Regions from separate parts of the Homo sapiens genome. Here region 2 is linked to region 1. Evidence: chromatin contacts called from ENCODE Hi-C or POLR2A ChIA-PET data. All regions are on one chromosome and are shown on one strand. The core of a region is the stretch at or near the end of the contact, and the rest is flanking DNA. Distances in the headings are between cores, read along the strand shown.

Region 1 (6,971 bases), core at 1,060-3,559:
GCCACAGCCAGTTACATCTAGCTCATTCCTGCCCCAGGGTTTTTGCTCCCACCAGTTCCTCAGGCTGGAATTGCTCCCCCCTCATCCTCACATGGCTGCATCCTCCCCGGCTCCTTGTTCAGATATTACCTGCTCGGAAAGGCCTGCTATGACCAGTTCTACAGCCACTATTACAGCCCCATTTTATGGTCTTTGGAGCCCTTATCACTAGCAAAATGTTGAGAACACATGGACACAGGAGGGGAACATCACACACCAGGGCCTGTCAGGGGGTGGGGGGCAACGGGAGGGAGAGCATTAGGACAAATGCCTAATGCATGTGGGGCTTAAAACCTAGGTGATGGGTTGATAGGTGCAGCAAACCACCATGGCACATGTATACTTATGTAACAAACCTGCACGTTCTGCACATGTATCCCAGAACTTAAGGTTAAAAAAAAAAAAGGAAGTTTTATATATATTTTTTATATATATAAATATATAATATATAATATATAATATTTTATATATAATATATATTGTATATATTTATATATAATATATATATACATAAATATAAATATATATTAAATATATTAAATATTATATATTAAATATATATATATTTACAGTACTGATTTGATTATTTCATGTTGACTGCCTCCCTGGTCTACCTCCAGCAGCTAGCCCAGTGCCTGGCACTTCACAAACACTTGAGAATAAACAGCTGCTGCAGGCAGAAACCAAGCCTTAGAGGCAGCAGCAGGGAAAATCCCATTCATTATACAAGCCATATTTACTAAGCCTACTATGTGTCAGGCACCAGCCAAGTCACTGGACTACATCAGTGAAGCAAAGAGATTTTTTTAATCCCCATTTTTACAGGGACTTACTGAAAATAAGGGGGAGGAGAACACAGATAATATACAACTAAATTATATCTAAGCAGATATACTCGAGATACATAATATGTTCCATCTAACACCTTTTAAGGACAAAGCAGGCCAGGCATGGTGGCTTACACCTGTAACCCCAGCACTTTGGGAGGCTGATGGAGGATCGCTTGAGGCCAGGAATTCGAGACCAGCCTGGGCAACATCTCTACAAAAATAAAAATTAAAAAGTGAGCCAGGGTGGTGGCCCACGCCTGTAGGGGGGATTGCTTGAGCCCAGGAGTTGGAGGCTGCAATGAGCTAGGATCCGACCACTCTTCCAGCCTGAGAGACAGAGAAAGACCCCCTCTCTAAAAAAAGAAAGGGAGAAAGAGAGAGAGGCAGAGAGAGAGAAAGAAAGAAAAGAAAAGAAAAGAAAAGAAAAGAAAAGAAAAGAAAAGAAAAGAAAAGAAAAGAAAAGAAAAAGAAAAAGAAAAAAACAGGAAGGAGACAGGGAGTGGTTGGGGGAGGAGGAGGGGGCTGCAATATTAGAATGATTAGATTAGGCCAAGCATGGCCTCCCTGAGTGTGAATTTGAATGCTGACCTTCAGAAGCAGGACAGACTCTATGGGCAAATCCCTCGAGGCTGGGAGAGGTCTGAGGCTTGGGAGGGTCGGCAGAGAGACAATAGGGCTGACGCAGGAGCCCGGGGGAGACAGTAGTAGTAAGACATGAGGGACAGAGCAGAGAGGTCACTGTCCTCAGAGTGTGGACGCCGACCAACACTAGGGGCATCACCTGGGAACTTAGAAATGCTCGTTCTCACGCCTCGCCCCAGACCTACTGAAGCAGAAACGCTAGGGTGGGCCCAACAGCGTGTGTTCTAACAAGCCTTTCAGGCGACTGCGATGCACGATAAAGTTGGCAGCTCCTGGAGCAGGGGTCCCTCCGCGCTACGACCCCACCTCTTCGCGGTCCTCTCAGTCTCCCTAGCGGGGCAAGGGACCCGCCCAGCGCTTTGCTGATTTGCCCAGCGCTCACGCCCAACCTGGGTTTCTCCGGAGCTCGCCGCGCCCCGCGCACCCACCCCGCAACGGCAGCCGCACGTGGGTCTCCCCGCAAACCACCCAGGCGTCCCGGGAGCAGCGCTGCTGCACGGCCGCGCTGGGGGCCCAACGCCTGGGGTTGCAGGTGCAAAAGGCGCCCCGAGCCGGGGAGGCCAATCGCGTCCGCGGAGAACGCAGAGTGCGGGCAGGGGCGCATCCCTCGCCACCCGCGGTCGCCCAGCACGCCGGGACGCGCGTGGCCATCCAGCTCCCCGGGGGCGTTGGGGGGCTCCGCGGGCCTGGGCCTCGGGATTCGCCCGCCGCTTCCCCGGGGAGCCGCTGCTGCAAAGCCAGGTTGGGGCGCCGGGCCCGGCCAGCGCCCTCTAGGCAGCGGAAGTGCAGCTTGCTTTACATCCGTCCTCCCCGCCTCGCAGAGTTGGGAGAAGGCAGGGTGGGGGGTGTGGAAAAATAAAAGGAAAAGTCCTTGCACCATGTAGATCAGCGTCCCCCACTTTGGCATCCCGGCCGGCCGGGGACCTCCCAGTCTGCGGCCATGAACGCGAGCAGCGAGGGCGAGAGCTTCGCGGGCTCGGTGCAAAGTAAGTGCTTTTCCGGGAGCAGTGCGCGCTCCGGGGCCCAGTGCGCGCTCCGGGGCCCGGGCCCAAGCACGTCTGCGACGCAGCCAGCAGGCCCGGGGCCCCGAAATCGGGGTGACGGCTCGGAGCCGCGTCTCGGGGACCGCGGCGGGCGCGCTGTGCAGGGGGCGCCGGAGTGGGCTTGGGGTGGGGGCGCACCCGACCTGGCGCAAGACCGGGGGCGCTCTCCAGCCTTGCGAGACCCCTTGGAAGGGAACAGTGGGGGAGGGCACGCCGTTCAGACAATCGCCACCCCCTAAGGGCATTCCCGCCCCATCAGGCGGAGTTTGGGGCGGGCAGGAGAAAGGGAGGAATCTAGGGTAAACGGGGCAACACTGATGGGAAAACTTCTGCCTCAGTGGCTCAAAATTAGAGCCTGGAGATTGGGGGAATCACCAGGTCTCACGAGGTCCTGCCGGCTCATTGCAAAGCCTTTTCCTCATTAAGGGTGGAGATCTGAATGGAAAACGGGGCCGTGGTCGCTTTATTTGGGTTTGGGGTTCAGTTTTTATTTAACCGAGGAGGACATCAGCGTTTTTCAAGTCCCTGGTTTCTCCCGGTGCATTGTTTCCCAAAGTGTGGTCCAGAGACTGAGTGCAACCAGCCACCTGGGAGCGAGAGCGTGTATTTTAAAACAGCTTTCTGGGCCCCACCCATTCAATCTCGGGGGTGGGGCTGGGGATCCGCTGTCCTTCGTAGCTGCCTGGGCAACTCTGAAGCACATGAAGTTTGAGAACCCATCTACCAGGGGTTTGCAGAAAATCTGGCACATAGTAAGCTCCCAGCTTGTTAGCTGCTACTGTTAACAGTTTGGGAGACACTGGGTCCCAAACTTGGCGGTGTATTCCTTGCATTACTGTGAAAAGCACAGATTTTCCTAAACACCATCCTCCCCACCCCACCCTGTTATGACTCAGTATCTCCTAGGTGGGGCTCAGATATGTCCATGTTTAAATAGTGTACCTCAGTAAGAACCCAGCAGGTAACATGCTGGGGGACTGGCGGGGAGGGGGGACTGTGCTGGTACGAGCACCATCCCATTTAATTCTCATAACAAGCCCGTGTTTTTTCTTGGAGAAATTAAAAACAAACAAAAACCATGGATTAGAAACCTCTCCTCCCATTTTTCAGATGAGAAAACCCACGCTTAAAGTCACTGTTGTTAAGCGACAGTGTCAAGATTCTAACGAAGGTCTATGTCGTTACTTTTGCACTTTCCACATACCAGTGACATTATCTGTTATGAAAATCCTTTCATTCTGGGTGTCAGTCCTATTCCATCATTAAGGAATCGTCAGCAATGCAAGCTACTTCATGTCTCACTTCCTTGTTTCCTTGTTAGTTCCATGGGTATCTCAGTATCTGCCAGAGAAGAAAAGGTTTCCTTCCTTCCATCCATTGATTGCAAAGTGCTTAAGTGTATCCCTGCAAGATGGCTTATCACAGTGCTCAGCCCAGTCTCCTTAGCAAGTCAACCAAACTGTATTTCTGAACAGAGATTTCTTGTCTTAGCTAGACCTGGGGAAAATTGGACATAATGTAAATATCTTACAAATTTTCAGAAAATTATGAGGCATAATTTTATCTAACCATATATGCACAAAGGTAGTCTTGTATCATTTAACTTGGGAAAAATTGGAAATTATGTAAATACCTTATTGTTGCTGAGAAGATTATGACGCATGGACACCATGGAATAATGTATTGCCATTAAATAATCATATATATATGAAGAGATTTTAATGATATAGCACAATGTTTATGCAATGTTTAGGAAAAAGGGCCAGGCACGGTGGCTCACGCCTGTAATCCTAGCACTTTGGGAGGCTGAGGCGGGCGGATCACATGAGGTCGGGAGTTCAAGACCAGCCTGACCAACATGAAGAAACCCCATTTCTACTAAAAATTCAAAATTAGCCTGGCGTGGTGGTGGCGCTTGTAATCCCAGATACTCCGGAGGCTGAGGCAGGAGAATCGCTTGAACCTAGGAGGCGGAGGTTGCAGTGAGCTGAGATCGTGCCCTTGCACTCCAGCCTGGGCAACAAGAGCAAAACTCCATCTCAAAAAAAAAAAGGAAAAAAATTAGGAAAAGGATTAGTTTTACAATACTATGATCTGAATATTTACAATATTATGATCTTATGCAATTTTTTTTTTTTTTGAGATGAAGTCTCGCTGTCACCAGGCTGGAAGTTCAGTGGCATGATCTTGGCTCACTGCAACCTCCACGTCCCAGGTTCAAGCAATTCTCCTGCCTCAGCCTTCTGAGTAGCTGGGATTACTGGCACGTGCCACCACACCCAGCTAATTTTTGTATTTTTAGTAGAGACGGGGTTTCACCATGTTCGCCAGGATAGTCTTGATCTCTTGTTGTGATCCACCCATCTCGGCTTCCCAAAGTGCTGGGTTACAGGCGTGAGCCATCTTACGCAACTTTTAAGTGTAAAGAAAATGAATGGAAAAAAATATTTTATAATATTCATGGTAGGCAGAGATGGAAATATTGAGTGATTTTCCCCTTCTTTATAAGTTTCTTCTAAATTTTCTTATAAACACGAGTTATCTTTTTTTTTTTATGTGAGACGGAGTCTCGCTCTGTCGCCCAGGCTGGAGTGCAGTGGCACAATCTCAGCTCACTGCAACCTGCGCCTTCCGGGTTCAAGCAATTCTCTTGCCTCAGCCTCTCTAGTAGCTGGGATTACAGGTGTGTGCCACCACGCCGGGCTAATTTTTTTTGTTTATTTTTAGTAGAGATGGGGTTTCACCATGTTAGCCAGGATGGTCTCGCTCTCCTGACCTCATGATCTACCCGCTATGTCTTTATTGAACAAGTATTTATATAGTAGCTTCTAATACAGTGCCAAATACTACACTAAGTGCTTTCCAGGTATTAATATAGTATTAATTCTTGATATGATTAGTATCAAGAAATAATGTCGGCCGGGTGCGGTGGCTCACTCCTGTAATCCCAGGGAGGGATTTGGGAGGCTGAGGCGGGCAGATCACGAGGTCAGGAGATCGAGACCATCCTGGCTAACAGGTGAGACCTCATCTCTACTAAAAATACAAAAAATTAGTCGAGCGTAGTGGCGGGTGCCTGTAGTCCCAGCTACTTGGGAGGCTGGGGCAGGAGAATGGCGTGAACCCGGGAGGCAGAGCTTGCAGTGAGCCGAGATCGCACCACTGCACTCCAACCTGGGTGACAGAGCAAGACTCTGTCTCAAAAAAAAAAAAAAAAAAAAAAAAGAAAGAAAAAGAAATAATGTCCCTGCCAGTTAGGAATGAATTTTGGCTACAAGTAGCAGAAACCCAAATTATACTGGCCTAATGAAATCTGGAATTGATTGATTGCAGTGTTGAATCAGGGAAATCAGTGAAGTAAAGGGCAGAGCCCATAGGGATCTTGGCATTTTTCTCATAGTTACAAGATGGCTGCAGAAGCCCCACCATCACATTTGCATCCAAAGCCAGAAGAAAAGGGGCACATTGCTAGCCACATCTGCTCCCTTTTCATCACAAATGCCAAACTTTTCCCAGAAACTCCTCCAGCTGTGTGCTGGAGAAGTTCACAAGTATGTAGAGGACCAAGATTATTTAGACTATTGGTTCTCATAGTATGTGTTTTGGGTGAGTATGTTTGGAAATGTGCGGGAGGATCAGTTTTCACAATTACCTTTTAGTTGGGATAGGAGGTGGCTGCTGGTTCTGCAAAGTGCAGGACATCCCTTTTATCTTTGATAAAAGAACTTTCTTGCAAACAATGCCACTAGTGCCCCATGGGTAACAATGCAGCGTGAACCATCACATGGATGGTTGCTATACATTATTTCCAATTTTCCCCAAGTTAAATAATACAAGACTACCTTTGTGCATATGTGGTTGGATAAAATTATGCATCATAATTTTCTGAAAAAAAAAATTATTTTTTTTTTGAGACAGAGTTTCACTCTTGTCCCCCAGGCTGGAGTGCAATGGTGTGATCTCAGCTCACTGCAACCTCTGCCTGCTGGGTTCAAGTGATTCTCCTGCCTCAGCCTCCTGAGTAGCTAGGATTATAGGCACACACCACCATGCCCAGCTAATTTTTGTATTTTTAGTAGAGACGGGATTTCACCATGTTGGCCAGGCTGGTCTCGAACTCCTGACCTCAGGTGATCCGCCCGCCTCAGCCTCCCAAAGTGCCAGGATTACAGGCATGAGCCACCGCGCCTGGCCAATTTTCTGAAGATTTCTAAGATATTTACATTATGTCCAATTTTCCCCAAGTTTAACTAAGGCAAGAAATCTCTGTGTGGAAATATGATACCTTGCTGCTAGGGCACAATTAGGATGCAGTTCGCAGGAAGAGGAAGGTGGAGTGGATACTGGGCCACTACCCAGCCATGTCTGCCACCATGCCTTTTCTTCCTACCATGAATCTGGTCTGCATTACAATTCA
Region 2 (6,728 bases), core at 1,476-3,975, 6.5 Mb before region 1:
ATTGCCTAACTTAGAAAATAATTTTCTAAAGTGGTCTGATTCAGAGATGCACTTTTAAAAAGCTTCCCGTCTCAGATACTAGGTTTTTAAACTGTCTGACTTAATCGGGAAAAAAAAAAAAACCCTCATGTTACCCAAAGGTTCAGGGTATTTTGAACCTTAATGATTAAAAATTGAAAAATAAACAATATGTTTTTCAATTAAAACTGATACCTTAGAAATCTTAATATGAGTTTCAGTAGTTTTTGAGGCAGCACAAAATCAAGTCATTTAAGGAACATGCAGTTCTTATTTAACATTACTGAAGTTCCATTAAGGAATTGAATTCATCCAATTTCTACTCGATTTCTTGGATTATTTCTTCTTCAAAATTAGCGCTAGAATTAGCCTGTTTCTATGCTACCAGACATCTTTACATTTATTTCAATATAATGTAATTCCTTTCCGTTTATAAATGTAAAAAAAACCCTTCAACTTCTTAATTAACTGAAATCTCACACACACTCTGTCCCTAGTTCTAGGCTGTTTGACCTGAGTTTACATGCTTTTATTCCTGAAACCGCTCACACGGCTTAAAATGACTTTTCTATCAGTTATATGGCCAAAGACATTCTCCACCTGTGACTTACAAAAAGGAGAAACTGTCTTTGTAGACATGATAATCATGACATATGGCAAAATTTTCCTGAAGCATTTAGATAAAGCCATAAAGAAAAAAATAAACTGGCAATACAGTCCCTAAGAGGTGAAATGAATGTTCCAAAATTGCCTAATATCAAGTATAACCCCCAAGAATGTGGTCCTGGGATGGCTATTTCCCGCCTGTTCCAACGCTGCTTCTATTCCAACCTAGTCTGCCTACAGCAGGTAGCCTGAACTACAGCCAGTTTCATAACTTCACTTTTCAATTGAAGACATTACAGAGCTAACGATCACTGTCTGGTATAGATCATCCAGACTCGCCCCTTATTTAACAGAGCAGTAAACTGAGGCTCAGAAAGGGAAAAGTAGCCCCCATTAAAAACAAACCCCAAACAGTAATTTTTCCAGGACCACCCTTAAAAAACGCTACTGCTAGGCTAACTAAAGGTTGTGGTTAATTAAAAAAAAAAAGTGCTATTTTACGGGGTTAATTTTCACATATACCTCCTCAGGCTTTTTTTAAAAAGTTCGAATGGAGAGGAAAGCTTAATTTCCTGTCTGGGAAATGGAAAGTGAAGAGGCTAGCACCTTGAGTCTCACAAACGCAAGCCCCCAGGAAGAACAGTGAGGCAATTATTCACAGGGAACAAGGCCACACAGAGGGCTGCGGGGCCGTTAAAAGAAAACGGGCGGAAAAACAAAACAAAACAAAACAACAACACAACTCCCTCCTCTTTGAGGGGAGGGAGTCGTTCATTTTGCAAGGATTTGGGTCTACGATCCGGCGACCCAGCCCTTAGGACCAAACTGAGGCTCATTACTGGGGGGAGGGGAGCTTCAAACAAAACGAAACAAAAAGGCTTCAGAAAGGCCCAATGCTTCCCAATGTTAGCGTTAAAACATATGTAAATTACAGGCGGCCTGTAGCGCAGTGACGCCAAGGCGGGGGGTGCGGGGGGGGGGGTGCTGCGGAAGTGAGGAGAAGACCGGGCAGAGGTGGAGCTGCGGCCTCACAGCACCGCTTCTTCCTCATCCAGGGCTACAGATGCCCCCTGACTCTAGCCAAGAGATCTTATTATTCTTAGTCTTATTATTCTTATCTTCTCTTTTTAAACAGAGAGACAGACAGAGACAGACAAACAGGCAGAGCCGCAGTGCACACGGTCCGTGTGTCGGAGAGGCCGCCAGGAGACTCACCGCAGCAATGCTACGTGAATGCAGAGGGCTGGAGGTGATGTGACTACTCACTTGCTCGGCTAACAGCTGCCGGTTTTGGATGGAATTATTCCGCAACAACAAGAAAGCGTCGGTTAAACGCCTGGTGGCCATGTCTCACCCTTTGCGACCCCCCTCTCAGGGGCCCCCCGCCCACTTATATTCCTGATTTATTCACTTTCTTTCTCGTGGCCCGGCTGGCCCACCCTTTCACGGAAGCTTCTCGACAAGGCCTCAGGCCTCAAGCCAAAAAGATGCAGCTGTGCGCTTCGCCAAGGCGTAGAGACCCCTCCCCAAATAACTACCTAGGCTTTCCAATTGTCTGACTCCCCCTACCCAGGGCAGACTTCGATCTCTAAGCACTTGAATCCCCCCAATCCTTGCGTAGCGATCCAACGTCCCAGAGACCCCACCCCAATCCAACCTTGGATCTACAAGCGTCTAACTCGCCAATCCGGCTCTAGACTGGGAGGCCCTGAAGCCCCCTACTCCCTGAGACCCCCCGGAGGTCTCTGCTCTCTACCCCTAACTTTGGCTCGTAAGCGTCTAGGCCGTGCCCTGAGGTCTGGCTGTGACTCAGTTTCCGCACCAGAGGCCTGGCCTAGGCCCTCTTTGGACAACCGGAGCCAGGCTTGGGGCCTGGACTCGAGGGCGCCTGCAGCTCCCTTCTGGGGACTTGTCTGAACCTGCTGAGGCCCTGCCCGACCTCCTGACCCCTTCCTTTCCTGGACGGCCTGGTCCTCCACTGCCAGCAGGCTGCCGGCCTGCAGGAAGACAGCAGGGCCTGCCTCCCCGGCCTTCTCACTCCTCTTCTCCGGCTCCCTCCATCCCCGGATCTGACTGCAGCTCAGCCCCGGACCGTTTCCGTGCTGTGGTCCCGGGTTCTGGCGTTCCCCCCTGGCCCTCTTCCTGTCCGTCCCTCGCGAGTGCCCCCCTGCGACGCTCGCAAGCCTTGCTCGCAACGTTCCGGGCGCGGGAGCTCCCTGCACTCCTGCCCCGGGGCACGGGAGTGCTCCGCCCTCTCCCGGGGTGCTCCTCGGGCGCCCTGTTTCGCCTCCCCCAACTGGGTCCAGGCACTAGGAGCAGGCCAACGAGCAGGCCTGAGCCTGGGGAGCGTGGCCCCCAGGCTGCAAACCGCTGCCAGGGCCCTTGGTCGCTGAATTAGAGTGGAAGTTGCGCGGCAGGCAAATTTGGGCTCCCCAAGAACTGAAGTTTTGGGCGCGGGGAGTTGGAGCGGGAGAGGAAAAGTTGGAGACGACTGCCTCTGCAGGCCGAGCACGCTCTACTGCAGGCGGCGGCGCTCGCTTTTTTTTTTTTTTTTCCCACTCTGGAAAAAGATGTATCCGACAAACAACCACGAGGAAATAAAAGGAAAAAAAAAAAAAAAAAAGGAACAAGAACTCCAGGCAGCCTGGCCGCGCCGCCGCTGGCAGTCGGGGGTCGTCGGGGGCGCCCGCCCTCCCCAGCTGCCGCTTTCTGTAGGGGGCACTGCAGGGTCGTGGAATCTCAAGTGGAAAAGTTCCCCGAAAACTTTGACACCTCCCACCCCCCTCCCCGCGAAAAAAATCTCTGTTCCCTGCCTGGGCCCTGGCCCTGCGACCCCCGCGCCCCCCCGTGCCCCGGGCCGGGTTTTCCACGGTTGGCCGGGCCCAGGGCGCCCTAAGCACCTCGACTTGCCGCCCCGGGCCAGGTCGGCGGGGTTCGTGCAGGGGCTCCGTGGGGCCGCGTCGGGCAGGGGCCGCCCGGGCCCGAGCACGGCACCCACAAACAGGCTGGCGTCCCGCGACGGAGACCCGGGTCCGGCCCGGAGCCGCCCGGGAGGCTTGAGGCCAAGGGCCTGGCCCAGCGCGCGGCCGGAGCGGGTCGGGGGCGCAGAGCTGTGCGGCGGCGCCTTCCGGGCCCCGGGCCTGTGCAGGGCCGGCTTCCCCTTGCGGGGCGAGGCTGCGGGCCGGGCTGCGGTGCGGGGTTCCAACAAAGGACCGAGGCCCCAGAAGCGGCCCCCACGCGTCCTTTGTTTCTGCGTGGAACAAACTTTACACACGTGTGTGTTTTCCGAGGGTTTCCCGTGTGCTGAGCGCTTGCAAAGCGGAGTCGCGCCCGGGGAGACGCGAAGCCGGTGCCCGCGGCTCACCCAGGGACCCCAGCCAGACAGCGGCACCCGCGGGGCGCGTGCGGGACCCCCAGGCGACCGGGGGAAGCACCGGTAACCGCCCCCCACCCGTGCTTTTTCTCTCACGGAGAATGTTCCCGCGCGTTCGTTGTGCAACTAAAAATTAATGTGAAACATCCATTGAGGCAAATAACAAAATGCATCCAACGAAACCCACATAAAATCGAGAGAGCCGCGAGCAGGGCTGGGCGAGTTCACTGTGAGGACCGGCTCTGGCTTCCGCGCAGCGCGGAGAGCAGGGCGCTCGCCCGGGGACGCTTCGCAGCGGTGGAAGATTCGGGCGACAGGGGACTGGGTCGCCGCGCGGGCCGGGCTGGAGGCTGCAGGGACTTGCTGACAGGCCATCCAAAGACAGAGAGGCCCTGGGGAGGGAAATTCGGGGAGCCCGTGTGCTTAGCGTAGCGCCCCGGGAAATATTTGCCCAATAAGGGAGAGTTTGTCCCCACACTGCGGCAGAACCCCCCTGCGAGCTCTGACCCCAGCAGCACGGCCAAGCCCCCCCAACCCCGCTCCCCCCTTTAGGGGACAGGTATTTGTAAATAACAACTGAGCTGGTCGTCGGTAGGAGAATCAGATTAGAAACATGGTCCCCACTCTCTTCCTATCTCCCCAGCACTCATCACCTCACAAAGCAGGGGGGGACCTGTTTACTTTTCCTGGCGCTCTCCCCCAGGCTAGAACGTGATCTTCTTCCTACGCAGGGACAGTGTTTTATTCATCTTTGTACCCACTGCCATCTCATCTGGCTTGGAACAGGCTCCGGATAAATATTTTTTAAATATGTGCATGAATTAATGAGAGACTCGAGATTTAGTCCCCAAACTCTCTGACCTCCCTCGAGTGACTTTAAGCCTTTAGAGCCCTTATCTGTTAAGAAAAAAAGAAAAAAATGTGGGTTTTTCGTAATCCTCGTAATCCGCGCCCTGTCTACTTCTCTGGGGTTATTGTGAAGATCAAATAAGGTAAGTGAAAACTCTTTGTAAACTACCAGGTGCTGAGCAAATATTATATAGGATGGTTATTCATTCATTCCCTCCGTTCAGGAAGCTTAGCAAAGTAATTCCTGGTCTTGTGTTTCAGCAGATGGTGGTCGCCTTTCCTGGTCAGTCTTAAATATTTATTACAGGACAATCTCATTCTTACATTTAGGAGATCAATCAAGCTTCCATTTCTTTGAGCGAAATGAACACTGCTTGCACACAAATAATGGAAGAAAAATCCTGGTATTCCCAAAACAGCCACCCCAAGCAACCCAAGAGCCTAACAGCGGGGAGGTCAGGAAAATCCAAGAAGTTGGCATAGCAGCCCAAAGGCAGCACCGTGCAGCTCTGACCAGGCCCCAAAGGCAGCACCGTGCAGCTCTGACCAGGCCCCAAAGGCAGCACGGTGCAGCTCTGACCAGGCCCCAAAGGCAGCACCGTGCAGCTCTGACCAGGCCCCAAAGGCAGCACCGTGCAGCTCTGACCAGGCCCCAAAGGCAGCACCGTGCAGCTCTGACCAGGCCCCAAAGGCAGCACCGTGCAGCTCTGACCAGGCCCCAAAGGCAGCACCGTGCAGCTCTGACCAGGCCCCAAAGGCAGCACCGTGCAGCTCTGACCAGGCCCCAAAGGCAGCACGGTGCAGCTCTAAGCAGGCTGTGTTTAGGTATGGGATTGTGTGCCTGAAATAGTGTTAACCAAGAGGGAGCCCAGAGAGGGCATGCACCCCTGGCTCCAGTCACGTCCATGGTCCATGTTCGCCCTGACCCACACTGGAAGGGAGTTGGGGAAGGATGTAAATCATTATATTTGAATGTTCCTTGGCTGTTTTATTTTCCTGTCAAGTGACTTAAGCTTGATTTTTTTTTTTTTTTAAAGCATTCCCCCATGGCCAAGTATGTGTTTCCTTGGAATTGAAATCTAGGTTGATGGTTTTACATTTTAAAAGCTTTCATTGTGACTCATTCTTGGCCTGGGCTAGGATTCGGTAATACTCCTCGGGCTTGGTGAGGCTCCGTGTCCTGTTTCTTGGGCTTCATACCCACTTTCTAACATTCTGCCAACGAATCCAATAAGTCACTTTTGGGGACAAGTGTTTCATTGTTTTCTTGTCATCTCATTCAGTGCAGGAGGAAGCCCCATTGAAGCCAGGCCATGGCTTGGGCAGGTGCAGGTTTTCAAGTACTGAGAGGGGATGGTTAGCTCAACAGGTCAGCAGTGGGACACACACCCTTTGGTGAAAACAATTTAAATGAGATAGGGCTCATGTAAGCCCTTATACAACCTCAGCATAGAGTAAGTGCGCCACAAATGGGCAATATGATTTATTACAGCAGTAGTCTTACTGTTGGAAAGCTCACGTGGGCTCTGCTCTCCCTGGAAGGCATCATAAACTCCAAAGAGAATGGCATGGTATTGAGAACTGAACACTTGGAAATCTAAGCACGTTTCCGAGCTTCTTGTTCTGGACCTTGGGAATCCAGATGTGTCTGCAGTGCACACTCATGTGGAAGAGGGGGCTAAACCATCTCAAAGACACCTTTTAACATTGGTCTTTCTCCCACCTATAGAAAGACAGATGGTTGTTTGCTTATCAAGCAGCAAAAGCCCCCAGGCCTAACATATGTCTCGTCTGCACAGATCTGACAGACAGATTCGGGCCAGGTTCGGGTAACAGGAGTTGTGTGTTCTGTGTCCCCAAATAGTTCCTCAAAACCTTGAGT

Evidence for each region. Hi-C counts contacts between places; a loop is a spot of excess contacts on that map. ChIA-PET counts read pairs that join two places held with the same protein, here RNA polymerase II (POLR2A). Pooled maps may share reads with other maps.
Region 2: a pooled map shows a loop between it and region 1 (5-fold over the local background). The contact joins the promoter of STX16-NPEPL1 here to the promoter of ZFP64 in region 1. A Hi-C loop is called at or near these places in 2 of 50 pooled maps. POLR2A ChIA-PET finds 5 or more read pairs at or near these places in 2 of 52 experiments (BJ and activated CD4-positive, alpha-beta T cell).

Annotation. Positions count from the first base shown.
Region 1 is chr20:52,187,117-52,194,087 of GRCh38, reverse strand. It overlaps ZFP64 (ZFP64 zinc finger protein), which reads left to right and starts at 2,309. Exons shown (of 6, transcript NM_018197.3): 1 at 2,309-2,497. The coding sequence starts at 2,452. RefSeq lists enhancers at 1,428-1,557, 2,598-3,454 and silencers at 1,968-2,237, 2,598-2,837.
Region 2 is chr20:58,647,250-58,653,977 of GRCh38, reverse strand. It overlaps STX16-NPEPL1 (STX16-NPEPL1 readthrough (NMD candidate)), which reads right to left and starts at 2,725. Exons shown (of 23, transcript NR_037945.1): 1 at 1,840-2,725. STX16 (syntaxin 16) reads right to left here and starts at 2,695. Exons shown (of 9, transcript NM_001001433.3): 1 at 1,840-2,695. The coding sequence starts at 1,971. LOC107985410 (a long non-coding RNA gene) reads left to right here and starts at 4,343. Exons shown (of 3, transcript XR_005647058.2): 1 at 4,343-4,989. RefSeq lists enhancers at 1,326-1,829, 1,667-1,936, 4,966-5,503 and silencers at 3,433-3,792, 6,191-6,485.